Linked DNA regions of Homo sapiens: region 2 is linked to region 1. A link is a contact called in ENCODE Hi-C or POLR2A ChIA-PET data. All regions are on one chromosome and are shown on one strand. The core of a region is the stretch at or near the end of the contact, and the rest is flanking DNA. Distances in the headings are between cores, read along the strand shown. Region 1 overlaps LOC105369844 (a long non-coding RNA gene). Region 2 has its middle 76 kb from the start of LNCOG.

Evidence for each region. Hi-C counts contacts between places; a loop is a spot of excess contacts on that map. ChIA-PET counts read pairs that join two places held with the same protein, here RNA polymerase II (POLR2A). Pooled maps may share reads with other maps.
Region 2: a pooled map shows a loop between it and region 1 (4-fold over the local background). The contact joins two enhancer-like sites. A Hi-C loop is called at or near these places in 2 of 37 single-sample maps with no recorded cell type and 3 of 50 pooled maps. POLR2A ChIA-PET finds 5 or more read pairs at or near these places in 1 of 52 experiments (GM12878).

What each region holds. Positions count from the first base shown.
Region 1 is chr12:75,636,670-75,644,099 of GRCh38, forward strand. All of the region lies in intron 8 of LOC105369844 (a long non-coding RNA gene), which reads right to left. Among named protein-coding and RNA genes, the nearest start is that of KRR1, 130 kb to the left of the region's middle. RefSeq lists a silencer at 5,586-5,786. Within about 2 kb of position 4,527, at least 5 of the 41 ENCODE cell types and tissues checked have a DNase peak (open chromatin) inside an H3K27ac peak, as active enhancers do.
Region 2 is chr12:76,180,655-76,188,084 of GRCh38, forward strand. No RefSeq gene overlaps it. Among named protein-coding and RNA genes, the nearest start is that of LNCOG, 76 kb to the right of the region's middle. Within about 2 kb of position 2,844, at least 4 of the 41 ENCODE cell types and tissues checked have a DNase peak (open chromatin) inside an H3K27ac peak, as active enhancers do.

The DNA.
Region 1 (7,430 bases), core at 3,277-5,776:
TTTTACTTCCAGGCTTTTATCTAGACTACTCTTCCTCCTGGAAATCTTTTTGCTCTCCCTGCTTTTCTTACTTCCAACATTCCCTGCACCCCCCGCCACACCCACACACTTCCACCCTTCAATTAAGTGCACTTTGAAATTGTTTGTTTTCTTGACTCTCTCCTCTTAAGGGGAGATGTCTTTATTGGCGTATTCCAATTAACTAAAGTAAAATGCCTACGTCCCTGTATTTGTTTCCTATTACTGCTGTAACAAATTGTCACAAACATAATGGCTTAGAACAATATAAATTTATCATCTAATGTTCTGCAAACCAGAAGTCTGGCAGGTCTCATCAGGTTAAAATCAAGATATTGGCTAAAATCAAGGCATCAGCTAAAATCAAGGCACCAGCAGGACTGCATTGTTGTATTCCTTTCTGTAGGGTCTAGGTAGGATCTATTTCCTTGCCTTTTCCAACTTCTAGAGATCATGCATATTCCTTGGCTTGAAGCTGCCTTCTTTCTATTTTCAAAACTAGAATAGGCGAGGGAAGTCCTTCCCACTTGGAATCACTCTGATCTCCTCATTTGCCTCTCTCTTCCATTTTTAAGGTCCCTTATAATTACATATCACCTGGATAGTCCAGAACAATCTCCTTAATTTAAGATCATCTGATTAGCAACCTTAATTCTATTTGCTGCCTTAATTCCCCTTTGTCATATAAGGTAATATATTTATAGGCTTCTGGGATTAGGACATGGATGTCTTTGGGAGGCCATTACTCAGACTACCAGGGCCCCCATTAATGGCTCATAAATTGATATGCAAATAAGGTGTCCAGTGGATCATTACAGGGGCTGCTGTGGTGAATGGCTGTTATTCTTGCCTGCCTATCACTTATTTTCTTTCTTATGGCAATGACATCTTCATATTCCCAGAGGAGCTCCTTCTCCCCCAACTTCACACAATCTTAGTGGGTGTATTAGTTAAGGTAAGGCTTAATATCTAGTGCCAAAATTTCAGTTGCCTCAAAAAAAATTTTTTTAATGATTTCTTGCTCACATAAAGGTCCAATGAGTATTTCTAGTATGGCTATCCTCCTTTGAGTAGTTCAGAGGACTCAAAGACCCTGGTTCCTTCCATCTTGAAACTTCTCCATCGCAAAACACAATTGCCAATGTCATCTGGGAATCGTCTTCGATTTATTCATCTGGAGACAGAAAGGAGCTTGAACATGTAGGGAAGATTTCTATAGGGCACATCAGGAACTGGCATATATCATTTCTGCTCATATTCTAATGACTGGATGTCAGTCCCATGACTATACCTAATGAGAAAAGAGATTAGAAATGTGTTCTGACCATGCTCAGAAAGACAGGAAATGGATAAGAAGACCATCTAGCTGTTTCTGCCACAGTGAGACTGTTAAACAATAGCATCCAGGACTCCCTTGGCCAAGGGTTGCAGTTATAACCTAAATTCATTCAATCAGAAAATAAACCTTGAAAGACTGTCAGTTAAAATTGTGTTTAATTACAGAAACAAAAAACCACCACAACTTGGCAGCTTAATTGAGTAAGGCATTTTAGGTCCAAAATAATAATTTTGGGGATAGTAGGCCAGGACAGGTATACCAGCTCACTGATGTTATCAGACAGGAAAGCCCCTTCTATTTTCCTGCACCACTATCTTTACAATGTGGTTGCAGTTCTCATGGTCATAGGTTGGCCATTGCAGCTCCAGGCATCACTTTTACCTTCCAGATAAAAAGAAGTTAGAAAGCATAGGGTCGGGAAATTCTGCTGAAGGCTATAACTGTGTCCCATAGACAACCCTAACTGGGAGACTAGGAAATTAAGTATTTTCATTTCCTGACTTCCAATAGTGAAAGAAGAAAGAAGGAATTGGAATGGGTGCCGATTGAACACCTGTTTGCACAACTGGAATGTCTGAAGCCAATTCATCCCCAGTGCATCTTTAACATTTAAGATAATTGGTATCCCTGCATCTAGATGCCCCGAGCTGTTTGGCTGTTCGGGTTCCTGCTGTTTCTTCAGTCTGGCTCTGTTTATTTATTTATTTTTTTCCTGACATGGAGTCTCACTCTGCCACCCAGGCTAGAGTGAAGTGGTGCGATCTTGACACATGGCAACCTCTGCCCCCCTGGTTCAGGCGATTCTCCTGCCTCAGCCTCTAGAGTAGCTGGGATTACAGGCACACACCATCACACTCGGTTAACTTTTGTATTTTTATTAGAGATAGGGTTTCGCTATGCTGGCCAGACTGGTCTCAAACTCCTGACCTCAAGCAATCGGCCCGCCTTGACCTCACAAAGTGCTGGGATTACAGGCGTGAGCCACCACACCCAGCCCAGGCTGGCTCGTAAAGCTTTTCTTTTACTTCTCTGAGCTATTTGATCTTTCTAATAAGTTCAATTTATTTAGTAAAAAGTTAATTTCTGCTTCTTACAACCAACAAATCCTAATTGATACTACCTTATACCTGGATTTTTAAAGGTCCAGGAAATACCAAGCTTATGAATACTTCTTTGTTCTAGTTCAGGACCCACTGACACTGAGCCCTGTCAATGGAATGTCCCACTAACAATTTGGAATTGAAAATTTAAAAGAATATTTGGCAATCGTTAAAGTATCCAAAAAAATGTTTTTTGGGAACAGGAAATTTTCATCCGATTGAACATTTAGGTAAAATAAATTTCTCTCTCCATTCCAGAGGTACATTCTTATTTTTATGAATTGGCTAGTGACTGGAGCTGGTTAAAAAATGGTGCAAACTCTGTGAGTTCACTAGCACTTTGTTAAATGAAATTGATCACTTGTAAAATACAGTAATTGCATTAAACAACTGTCATTAACCATAAGATCCCCTTGATGATGTCTCTTACACAGCTCCACAGGGAAAGCACTAAAAGTACACACATGCACACACATGCGCACATATACACTAGCCAAAATGTTTCCTGAGTATAAAATAAGACAGGAGAAAACACAGTAGAGTAGTAGAGACTCTCAGCAGGAACTACATTTGAAAAAATAATGATAAATGATATCATGATAAAAATGATGTCCTTAATAAAGCTACTAACACTACTTTACATAAATAATGGCCACTTGTAGATAAATTTTAGAATCATAGAATCTGCTTCCTAATTTTAGAGATGAGAAAACAAAAAGCCAAAAGAGTATCCACTAGGCCACACTGCCACTCAGCGAGTTAGCAGGAGCAGCAGGATGCAAATCTAGGTATAAGCAGAGTGTGAGTTTGGTGGTATGAAGGAAACACTGGAGCTGAACAAAAGATCATTGAAAAATCACTATTCACCTTACACTGAGGCCAATCTGCAAAATATTTTATCATTTATTAAACAATTTAAGCACTGAATCACAGACTATTTCCGGTACAAAATATTTAATAATGAGTGTATCGTGTGTGTGTGTGTGTGTGTGTGTGTACGTGTGTGTTTAAAGACAGGATTACTTATCGTTAGGAATAGGTTATTTTCCATAAAAAGGAAGTTTGGGCATATGGTACTGATTAAAAATGTTACTATGGTATATATAAAATAAAAACAGAAAAATACCATCAGTTTGAAATCATATGAAAGAAAACATGGCATTTTTTGCCTAATCAATGTTTATTTACAAAATACTCTGCAGGTATTCACACCTTTTCTCCTGGAATTTAGAATGCAATTAGTCATACAACATAAACCTAAAGAAAAAAATTACAAGCGTAGTAAAAATGCAACTTGTTTAGAATTTTGAAAATTGTGTAGAAAAGAGTTTCACACAATTATTCAGCATGAACTAGCTTGTTGTTATCAGTCAACAATAACCAAAAAAGTCAAATGCCTTCATGGGAGGAACATTTCAAGGTAAACTATAGTCAACTGAGATTTTTTAATATCTCAAGCTCAAAAGCAAGAGCATATATCCGAAAATCAAGTATTAATGATTTATTTATATCTCTTAACAGTGTTGTGGCAATTGAGGGAAAGGAAGGAGGTAATATGAAATGAGGAGATAGCTAGATGATATTTATGGAATGCATATAATTCAGGCATAATTATTTTCATGTTGGTTTTATGAAAACTTATAGTACATTATAACTAATCATGTTCCAGAAAATGCAAATAAGATAATAGTTGAGAAGGAATAGACATCAAATGCTTCTTTAATAAACCACAGCCATTTTCTCTAAGCAGGGAAAATGCTTTAATTGAATTTCATCTTATTAGAAAGACATTATTTCCTCCAGAGTCATAAAGTATATACAAGGAAGATTAGGAATTGTGCCTGTTGGGGCTATTTTGTAAGCACCACAATCTACTGTGGTGCTACTGTGGCTAGCGTAGGTAGAAAAATGAATTTATTGAAAGATATTAGACAGCTCAGAGAACTGTTGGGTGGGCTGAGGAATAGTCTCAAGATTAGCCCCTCCGGAACCATTCCTCAGAACCACACCAAAGAACTGGCCTGAGCAGGAAGTTACCATGGCCACCACCACCCCCACATTAGCAAAAGGAATGAATCATCCCCAGTTTGTTTCTTGCTACAGTTCACCTCCACGGTTAAGTCTCACTTCCGCCTCTAACTTACAAAACCATAGTTACACATCTGCAGCTTAGCCACAAGGGAGTCTGAGAATGCAGATTTTTTTTTTTTCTTTTCAAATTACCCTTGGAAAATGGAGCTCACAATGTGGAGAAGTATCAAATGAATAGAGGGTGTTGAAGGCATGTGGAAAATTTGGTAGGCAAAATTCTAAGATCTTCCACTATCTCCACTCCCTGATGTTATACCCAAGATTAGTTATATGGCAACAGGGATTTTGTAGATGTAATTAAGGGCCCTAAATAGTTTACTTTGAGTTCATCAAAAGGGTGATTATCCTTGGTGGGCTTGACCTAACCAGGTGAACCCTTAGAAGAGAATGTGCCCTTTCTGAGAGGAGATTTGAAGCATAAGAGAATTTTCCTGCTGGTCTTAAAGACACAAAGTCCACAAGATCGACAGCTGCAGGGAAACAAATTCTGCCAATGACCCCATGAGCTTGGAAGAGGGTCCTAAGCCTCAGATAAGACCCCAGCCCCAGCTGACACCTTAATTTTAGCCTTACAGGACCCTGAACAGAGAACCTAGTTATATTCTACCCAGAATTCCAACCAACAAAGCTATGAGATAATAAGCTAAGTTTTAAGCCACTAAGCTTGTGGTAATGTGTTATGCAGCAATATAAAATTAATCCAGGCAGCTACCAATGACAGGCATCTCTGAGAGTTGTCATGTATCAATGTTGGATAATAAATTATCCATAATCTTGTTAAGCATTTCCAAAAGGCAAAATAATTATAGTAAAGGTAATTTATATTTTCATAACCATTGTTAACTTCTCTTTAGGTACTATTCAGTGGTTACTCTCTGGTATAAACTGAGATTTAGAAATAAAAAAAGAAAACAGTTATTTAACAAATTTTTTGTACTACAATGTATTATCTAAATATGTGTGTGTGTGTGTGTGTGTGTGTGTGTGTGTGTGTGTGTCCAAGAGCTTATTACTATGGTAAAAATTAAAATATAAGTTTGATTTTATAACACCCATAATAAAAATATCTATCAGGAAGGACAGCTATAAGAAAAAGAAGGAAAATAAGCAAGTTAATAAGGAGGCAAACCAACTTTCTAATTGAGGAACAATTTATCACATGGTTTCATGCAGCTTACATTCTGACTAATTGATCATAATTTTATCAACCACGAGGTTAACAAGTAAAATATTCCTGGAATAGAAATAGACATGCTCTTACTCATCTCCCACAGCAGTTTCTTTAATGACATCTAAGAAAACAGCACAGTTCTAAAAACAATAATTACAGTCCATTTTAAAAAATTAGTTGAAATTACTTAGGTAAGGCTGTCTCATTTTAGAACAAAAACTAACTATGTAGTTTTTATATCAAGTTGGTTTAAAGCCCAAGACAAAACAAAGCAAAAATAATATGAACAAAGCCTCAAAAGAAGTTATAGGAGATCTATGGGAAAATCTATACTTCCCCGCTCAACTTTGAAGCTTGAATGTCCTATCAACCTGACATTTAATGACTTGTTTTGAGAACAGAATAATAATTTGTGACCCTTATTCCTAAGCAAGACATGCTAAAGATTACTGCATCTTGAGATGTACGAATTTCTGTATATTCAATCTCAGGAGACTCTATAACTCCACCATCCAAGATTAGCAACTAATTGCCACTAGTGACATGTGGCTATTTAGCCCTTGAAGATTGGCTAGTCCAAATTGAGACTGGCTGTAAGAATAAAATACACACAGATTTTGAATATTTAGTTTGGAGGGGAAAAACTCATTAATAAGTTTTATATTGATTATATGCTGAAATAATATAAATTATATTATTTTCACATGATAGTTAAAATACATTAACAACATAATTCATCTGTTTTCTAACTTTTTAAAAAATACGGCACCATGAAAATTTAAAACTTTACACATTACATGTCTATTGGATAACACTGTTCTGTAACATATGAAAATTCCACAGTTTTGTTTCAGAGATTCCATCATCACTTATGGAATCATGTCTTACTAAGCTATTTAAAGAATATCCCTTTGGCCAGGCGCAGTGCCTCATGACTGTAATCCCAACACTTTGGGAGGTCGAGGTGGGCGGATCATTTGAGATAAGGAGTTTGAGAACAGCCTGGCCAACATGGGGAAACCCCATCTCTACTGAAAATACAAAAATTAGCCTGGCATGGTGGTGGGTACCTGTAATCCCAGCTACTCAGGAGACTGAGGCAGGAGAATCGCTTGAACCCAGGAGGCAGAGGTTGCAGTGAGCTGAGACTGCACCACTGCACTCCAGCCTGGGCAACAGAGCAAGACTCTGTCTCGAAAAAGTAAAAATAAATAATAAAGTATATTCCTTTGTTGAAGGGTCTAAGACTGTGCCCTTGTCTACACATGGGCTAATACAATTATTCCTGCAGAGGATCTGGTGGTTTTTACTATCAGCCACAACATTGTTCTCAGAGCTCTGGAATGGAGTAGAAATGGCAAAGACCCTCCCTCCAGGGGCTATAGTAGATGCCCCAGATATTCTTGCAGAGGCTAAACTGAAAGCTATGGTAGTCCTTTTAGTTTATGTGCCCTAACATGAATCAAAATACCATCTCAGGGCCCAGTATGGTTTCAACACATAGTTTCCCATCTTCAGATACAAAACTGATAACAATGATATAAGAATTATTTTTAATAGGGAATTTAATGTTTAACTATTTGACTCATTTCTCTCTTTGGTATCCAGAAATTTTTATTTCATGGCATTTAATACAGTCAACTTTGGGTCAGGCCCATAGAGGAAAGTCATTCACAATTTGGGGGAGATCCCCAAATACAAGGACATAGTG
Region 2 (7,430 bases), core at 1,594-4,093, 540 kb after region 1:
TGCAACCAAGAGAGAAAAACGGCTAGTCCCTCACTCAGGCTTGAGGAAGGAAAAGTGAACTGTGAATGGTGTCTTGAAGCTCTAGAGGCAACTGCCTCAATGGTGGAACCAGCAGTGTGCTGCTGCCTAGAGATGTGCCTGACTCCATATGGTAGGGAGATAAGGGATCCAGGAGTGTCTCATGGGCCAGTGTGGGCCAAGAAGAGCAGTGTGGGTGTTAAAACATTATTCATGATGCTTGGTAAGATGGTAAGGAAGACTGTATTTAAGGGAGGCCATAGCGACATGGATTGGGACCACAGAAATGGGGTCTTGTAGTGGGGGAGAGAGAATGGACTTGATTTCCCTTCCTTCCTTCCTTCTTTCCTTCCTTCCTTCTTCCTTTCCTTCCTTCCTTCTTCTCTTCCTTCCTTCTTTCCTTCCTTCCTTCATTCTTTCCTTCTTTCCTTCCTCTCTTTCTCTCTTTTTCTCTCTTTCTCCCTTTCTCTTTCTTTCTCCCTTCCTTCCTTTCTCCCTTCTTATCCTCTCTTTTCTTTTTTCTTTTCTATTTTCTTTTCTTTTCTTTTCTTTTCCTTTCCTTTCTTTTCGACAGTCTTGTTCTGTTGCCCAGGCTGGAGGACAGTAGGGAGATCATGACTCACTGAAGCCTCGAACTCCCCGGGCTCAGGTGATTCTCCCACCTCAGCCTCCCGAGTAGCTGGGACTACAGGTGCATGCCACCACTCCTGGCTAACTTTTGTGGAGATGGGGTTTGGCTATATTGCCCAGGCTGATTCCAAACTCCTGGGCTCAAGCAATTCACCTGTCTTAGCCTCCTAAAGTGCTGGGATTACAAGCATGATCCACTGAGCCCAGACTTCGGCTTGACTTTAATTCCAACAAGGACAAGTGGGGATTTATAGCCACGGAGCAGGATAGGAGTCAGTGGATGGAAAGTGACTAAGAGGAGAGATCAGGTTTAAGGGAGATTCTTGCTAGATGGACTCAACAGAATTCTTGCTGAAGGTATACTGGGTGCAGTGGCTCCCACCTATAGTCCCACCTATTTGGGAGGCTGAGGATTGAGGATCACTTGAGGCCAGGAGTTCAAGACTGTATTGTGCCATGATTACACCTATGCATAGCCACTGCATCCCAGCCTGGGCTACATAGAGAGACCCTGTCTTAAAAAAGAAAAAGAAAAAAAAGTATTCTTGCTTAAGGCAGGCCAGGGTAAGATATTGAAGGTGGTCAGATACCCAGTGTGGAGAATTTTCACTAACCTGACTTAGCAGGATTCTTCCTCTAACTGGATTCTACAAAGACAGAGAAGGAAACCCAAGGTCTGGCCTAGTCAGAAAAGACCCAAGGCAGCCTGACTCAAGCTTGGCCAAAGAAGAGAGCCTTTGTCAGGAGCTCTTTTTGTCAACTAGGCTGCCTGGAGGGGCCTATGTATCTTGAGGTGAAGAAAGTGTCACAAATGGCCATTGAAAGAGTTCAGAAAGTGCTACCCCAAAATATGCTACTTTGGCATATTAATTATTTTGAACTAAAGGCAACTGAGAATGAGCCAACAAAGGAAAAGCCCTTTACTTTCCCCTCAGCTGCCTAAACTAAAGCATAAGTTTTCTCATTTAAAGGAATTTTATTTTATTTTTTGAGACAGTCTCACTCTGTTGCCCCGGCGTGATCTCAGCTCACTGCCACCTCTACCTCCCAGGTTCAAGCGATTCTACTGCCTCAGCCTCCCGAGTAGCTGGGATTACAGGTGCGTGCCACCACACCTGGCTACTTTTTGTATTTTTAGTGGAGACAGGGTTTCCTCATGTTGGCCAGGCTGTTCTTGAACTCCTGACCTCAAGTGACCTGCCTGCCTCAGCCTCCCAAAGTGCTGGGATTACAGGCGTGAGCCACCGCGCCCAGCCTAAAGGAATTTTCTAAAGACATTTTTATTACTAAAGATATCTTTTATTACTAAAGATATCAGTACCAGAAAGAGAGCTACTCCTAGACAACTTTTCTCACCTGAGAGACGCTTATCTGCACCACACGACAACCTTTATTCACCATACATTTCCTCTCCTCTTCCCATAATTTGTCTCCACCCATCTTCCCACCCAGAAATTCTAACCCCTATTCCTCTCTGTAGCTCCTGATAATATATGAGTTTCAATCATCTGACCCCTTCCTTGAGTCTTATATTTTTGTGGGTCTCCTGTGTGTGCAGACACAATTCAATTTTTTTTCGCCTGTTATTCTGTCTTATTTCAGTTAAATTCTTGGACCAGTCACAGATTCCAGAAAGGTAGAAGAAAGCATTTTTCCTTCCTTGCACCACCCAAAGGAGAGCATGATCAGCCCAGGTCAAGGGAAGAGCAAGAAACTCTGAAGAACCCATGAAATCTCCCATGAGAAAAGAATCAACTGCTACCCTCTCTTGTTCTCATCCAAGGTTTCCCACTTCAACCATTACCAAGTTCAGCCAAGTAACAGTGTCATATTTTCTTCCTTTTCCTCCCTCTCCCTATTTTGACCCCAGCCAGAGAGAAATCACAGGTGGCACAGGTGAGCTGGGAGAAAAGAGAGAACGGAAGGATCACAAACTCCTTCCACATGCAGGCTTTCGACACAAGCCCAGGCTGGAGAAGAGGTGATGGTTTAGCCCTGATCTCACGTTTGGATTTTTTATTATTATGTGAGACCAACTATATTAACTTTCTAAAATAGGATTGTTTTACAACTAAAAGTGACTAACACTGAGAGTGGCCCAAGACTCTCCATGAACAAGAAAAGTTTGTCTCCACTGATAAGAGTTTAAAATGATGGAGCAAGACAAATATAGTGTTTGGATCACATTCTATGGGTCATGCTTGTACAACATATGGTTACATAAGCACAGAGCAGCAGGGACTTCCCACCGCTTCCCTAAGAGAAGCCCTGTACTGATTCTGTCAGCTGCATTCTCAGCCTTGGCTCCTGGGATAAAAATGTCTATTGGATGAGGATCTGAAACATCAGATTCTGAAACTTTTTGTCTGGGAAAGTGCCAGGTGACTCAGAGCTGCGTAATGTAACGAAATGAGTCAGATCATCTCTCAATGTGCTCTAAATGAATCTGCTGTCTTTAAAATGGTGGCAGCCTTTCTCCATGGTCCTGGTTGGAAATAAGTACGTTCATTTATTCATTCATGTTTGAGCAGCTATCAGGTACTGAAGATTAAAAAAACAATGAAACACAGGCATAAGCTGCAATGATACAATCTGCTTTGTGCTCTTCTTTTAGTGCAGAGGAGGAAATGACTCTAACAGAGATGGTAATTAAAATGAGGCTTGATCAGGAACTGCTAAAATTGGTAGATCTCAACCTCACTGGTGTGTTTGGAATCACCTGAGGTTCCTTGAAAATACCATCTTTTACCCTTGAGAGATTCTGATTCATTGGTTTGGGCTTCTGTTTGGGCATCAAAATTTATTTAAAAAATTCCCCAGATAATTCTAATGTGCAGTCAAGATTGTGAACCCTTGCCTACATAAACATAACAAATCTAAGTACCAAGGTGCCAAGATGATAATAGGTGTATTAACATTTTATTTTTATATGAATTAGACATTTTCAGCTTATGAAATGAAAGCCAGGGATAAATATTTTAATGTGTGCATGAGCCTTTGACAATCTTTTGTATTCCTCTTCAGATATCTAATTTATTAATAAAAGAAACACTAGCACATGTTACCACCTATCAGAGAGCACATTTTTTCCAATGATCTTTATAGATTATCATTTTTCACTTTTCTGTAAAATCTGTTTTTACTAATAGACTCTGGTCTTGAACTAGTCTATAAAAACAAAGTTCATACATTAAAATGTTGAGTAGAATATTAATAAGACATATCTATTAGTTCATAAGAAACAATCTTTTAATTTTTCTTGGAGGTTTCAGTATCTCTGATGCAATAGTAGAGGCTGCCTTAAAAACTAAAATAATATTCATTTCTGCTGGATCTTTGAGTAAAATATAAAAGAAAAAAAGAAAAAAGAAAATCAAATAATAATATACAAGATGCCAAAACTTCAAATTAATTCGCCAGCTTGCTCCTGGGTGTCAGTTATAGAAAGAAAAGATGAAAAAAATTCCAAGATTTTATACAAATTTACTATATGTTTTTGTTTTAAAAATCATATTAGAACTAAAGGTGAAAATTAGTCAGTTGTAACTTCCGGGTCCATCACTAGCCATGTAATTTGTTTTATACTCTGAAGGCAAATGTCCAGTGTGAAATAATACCAGGTACTTACCTCAGGTAACTTCAATTGTTTAAAAACACCCACACCCACACGCACCAATGTCCATGTGGTAGCCACATGTGGGAGTGATTCTTGCCTATTCCATCAGTAACATTTAGAAGGGGTAGAAAATTGATGTTTTTTCCTTTTTATATCATTACGTACATTGTCTTCAAAGTATTTTTTAAGTTCTCTAAATCAATTTTTTCTACCCATCTCTCTCTTTAAAGTGGTCTTTTCTTTCTGATTTTTTGTTTCCCAGTCTCCCTTCCCTCTCCTCCCCTCCCCTCTGCCCCCTTCCTTTTCTCTCTCTCTCTCTCTCTCTTCTTTCTTTCTTTCTTTTGAGACGAGAGTCTCACTCTGTCACCCAGGCTGGAGTGCAGTAGCACCATCTCAGCTCACTGCAACCTCTGCCTCCTGGGTTCAAGCGATTCTCATGCCTCAGCCTCCCGAGTAGCTGGGACCACAGGCGTGCACTACCACGCCTGGCTAATTTTTGTATTTTTAGTAGAGATGGGGTTTCACCATGTTGGCCATGCTGGTGTTGAACTCCTGACCTCAGATGATCTGCCCACCTCGGCCTCCCAAAGGGCTGGGATTACAGGTGTGAGCCACTGTACCTAGCTCCCAGTCTTTCTTTCTATTAATCAAACTGTATTCTCAGTGATAATAGTGGCCCCTCCACTCACTTAGTCCAATCTTTCATTCATTAATCCACTATTTGTGATATGACAATTAATTCTATTATAATCAAATGTCCTGCTGCAGATAATGGCTTGTGACATCAAAATTTTGGAAAGAAAAGACTTGTTGATTTCTTTACTGATAGATTGAGTATCTTGCTTCATATTCCAACTCTCTTTGAGCAGAGTTTAATCAACAGGGCAACTTCTTGGTATATAACAAAACCCGACGCTAGTGTCCCTGGGCAGTCTCTCTTACCTGCCACCTTCTCTTCACCCCCACTTCTCACTAGTCCCTTTCACCAGGTGGCTGGGAACCTGTGATAAACCAGAGTAAAATGCTTAACTACATTAGGAGGTTGAAGAATCTGCATCATAAACTGTTCTGTTTTCAGCAGGTATTTCTTTTTAAAATTCTTTCCGCCATTCTTTTTTGCCTTCCCCTCTTTACTCCCATTGTCTTATTCTTCTATGTATGTTTTTTTTGTTTGTTTTCTTCCTTCCTCTTTCATCCATCTCCTGTACCAACCTATGTCACAGCCAGAGATCTTCGGGCATTATTGACCGTCACCAGTAGCCCCAATGCCTTCTGAGAAGTCCCTCGCCTGTCAGTTCTTTCAGCACAAATTAATGGAGGGCTGAGACACTTAAAGATGTAAGTCCTGAAAGTCACAGGGGTGCCAGGGGGAAGCTATGCTCTGTGAAATGTGACCACAAAAGGATGCAATGGATTTTCGTCACAGTCGTTTCTGAGACTGTTTCAAAAGTGAATATCCCAGGATGTTTGAGGTATTGGTATAAAAGCTGGAGCCCCTCAAGGCCACTATTTTGAAATAAACAGTACTAATTTGCATGTGTGTCAGAAGGAAAAGAATTAATGTGTGGAGGTTCCCTGTCATTCCCTTTCTTCTTGTGCCAAAGAGAATTCTGAGTTGTTCTATTTGGCTTTCTGCCCCATCCCCAAGGTAGATCTTAGATCTTTTTGATGGAGAACAGGGAGATAAGGGGAAAGAGAAGAGAAACACTACCTCAGAGAAGAGTTTTCCTAGAAATTGATAAGATGTGAAGCAGTAGCTGCTGCAATGAGGGAGGAAGTACAGGAGAGGGGAGGAGGATGACGATGGGCAATGTTCATATCTCCCTTTGTGGTCTTGGTATCTCCTTCAAAGTATTCAGGAAATGCAAGTAAAGAATGTAAATTATTAAAAAATTTCTTTGACTGTGACACTGCCCTGAGGCTGAGCAGAGAGATGGCTCCATAAATTGAATAGATCTTTGCTAAACCAACTAAATAACCCTGATTTCTACTCTGGTTGATGAAATCCAGTCTTGTTCCATTATCATTACACCTTGTATATAACATGGGTGACACAAGCCACAGCTCATCAGACCAAGGACAGACATTTACAGGTCTTTGGTTGATTCTTGTCCTTGAAGTCTTCAGGACATGGGGTGCTCCTTGCTATTTCTTACTTGCCACAAGTGGAAATGGTTTCTTAATAATTATTCCAGAAAATTCTCACAATCCCATAAAGGAAGAGTAATACTGATACAATTTCACTCATCTATCACCATTATGTATGCTAAAAAATAAAAGAAAGAAAGTTTTAAACCATGACTGTCACAAACCTCTTTTGTCATTAAAAAAGCACTGTTATGAAAATCAACATTGTATATCATGTTCTTCAGTCCAGTGCTTTGTCACTGAAAGGCAGTTGCCAGCCTGGGCAACACAGCAAGACCCCATCTCTGCAAAAAATATAAAAACTAGGCAGGCTTGGGAGGCTGAGGTTTGAGGATCACTTGAGCCCAGCAAATTGAGGCTCAGTTAGCTATGATTGTGCCTGTGATTGTGACTGGGCGACACACAAGCCTGGGCAACACAGCAAGACCCTGTCCCTGTCTCAAAAAAAGAAAAAAGAAAAGAAAGGCAGTTGCCAAAATATTTACCATAGTGTGGCAATAAAATAATCCAAGTGTTCTCTACCATGGGAGTGAGTTGGTAAGATATCTAATACTGGTAAAGTAGATTCCAGATTGTCCCTAACGAGTGTCCTCCCCCTCCTCACCTCTGTCTCCCCAGTTTTCAGGCAAGTCTGGAGGCCTAGTGGGGTCTAGTTTTATAAGTGACCAAGGAACTCCCAAGGTAGAAAGAACTCATCCTAAGGCACCAAAGAAGCAGACAAGTTGGATTTAAGGACAACAGCAAGTCAGAGGGGAGGGGTGATTCTGAGTCTCACACAGGATCTGTCATTTAGATTTTACTTTAGATTCCTATCTGAGCCCTAGAGTAAGAGAAGATTGAAAAAAAAAGTGAGTAATCCACTAAAAGAGCTTTTGAGCAGATGCAGCATCCTCATGCAGTTTCTGTTGTTTTGGGCACAGCAGGAGGCAGCACCTTTAGCTCACACAACAGGGTCCTTGACATCTGGCACCGCTGTAGGCTTTGTTGGAGACCAGGAGCACTGCTAATACCTTTGTCT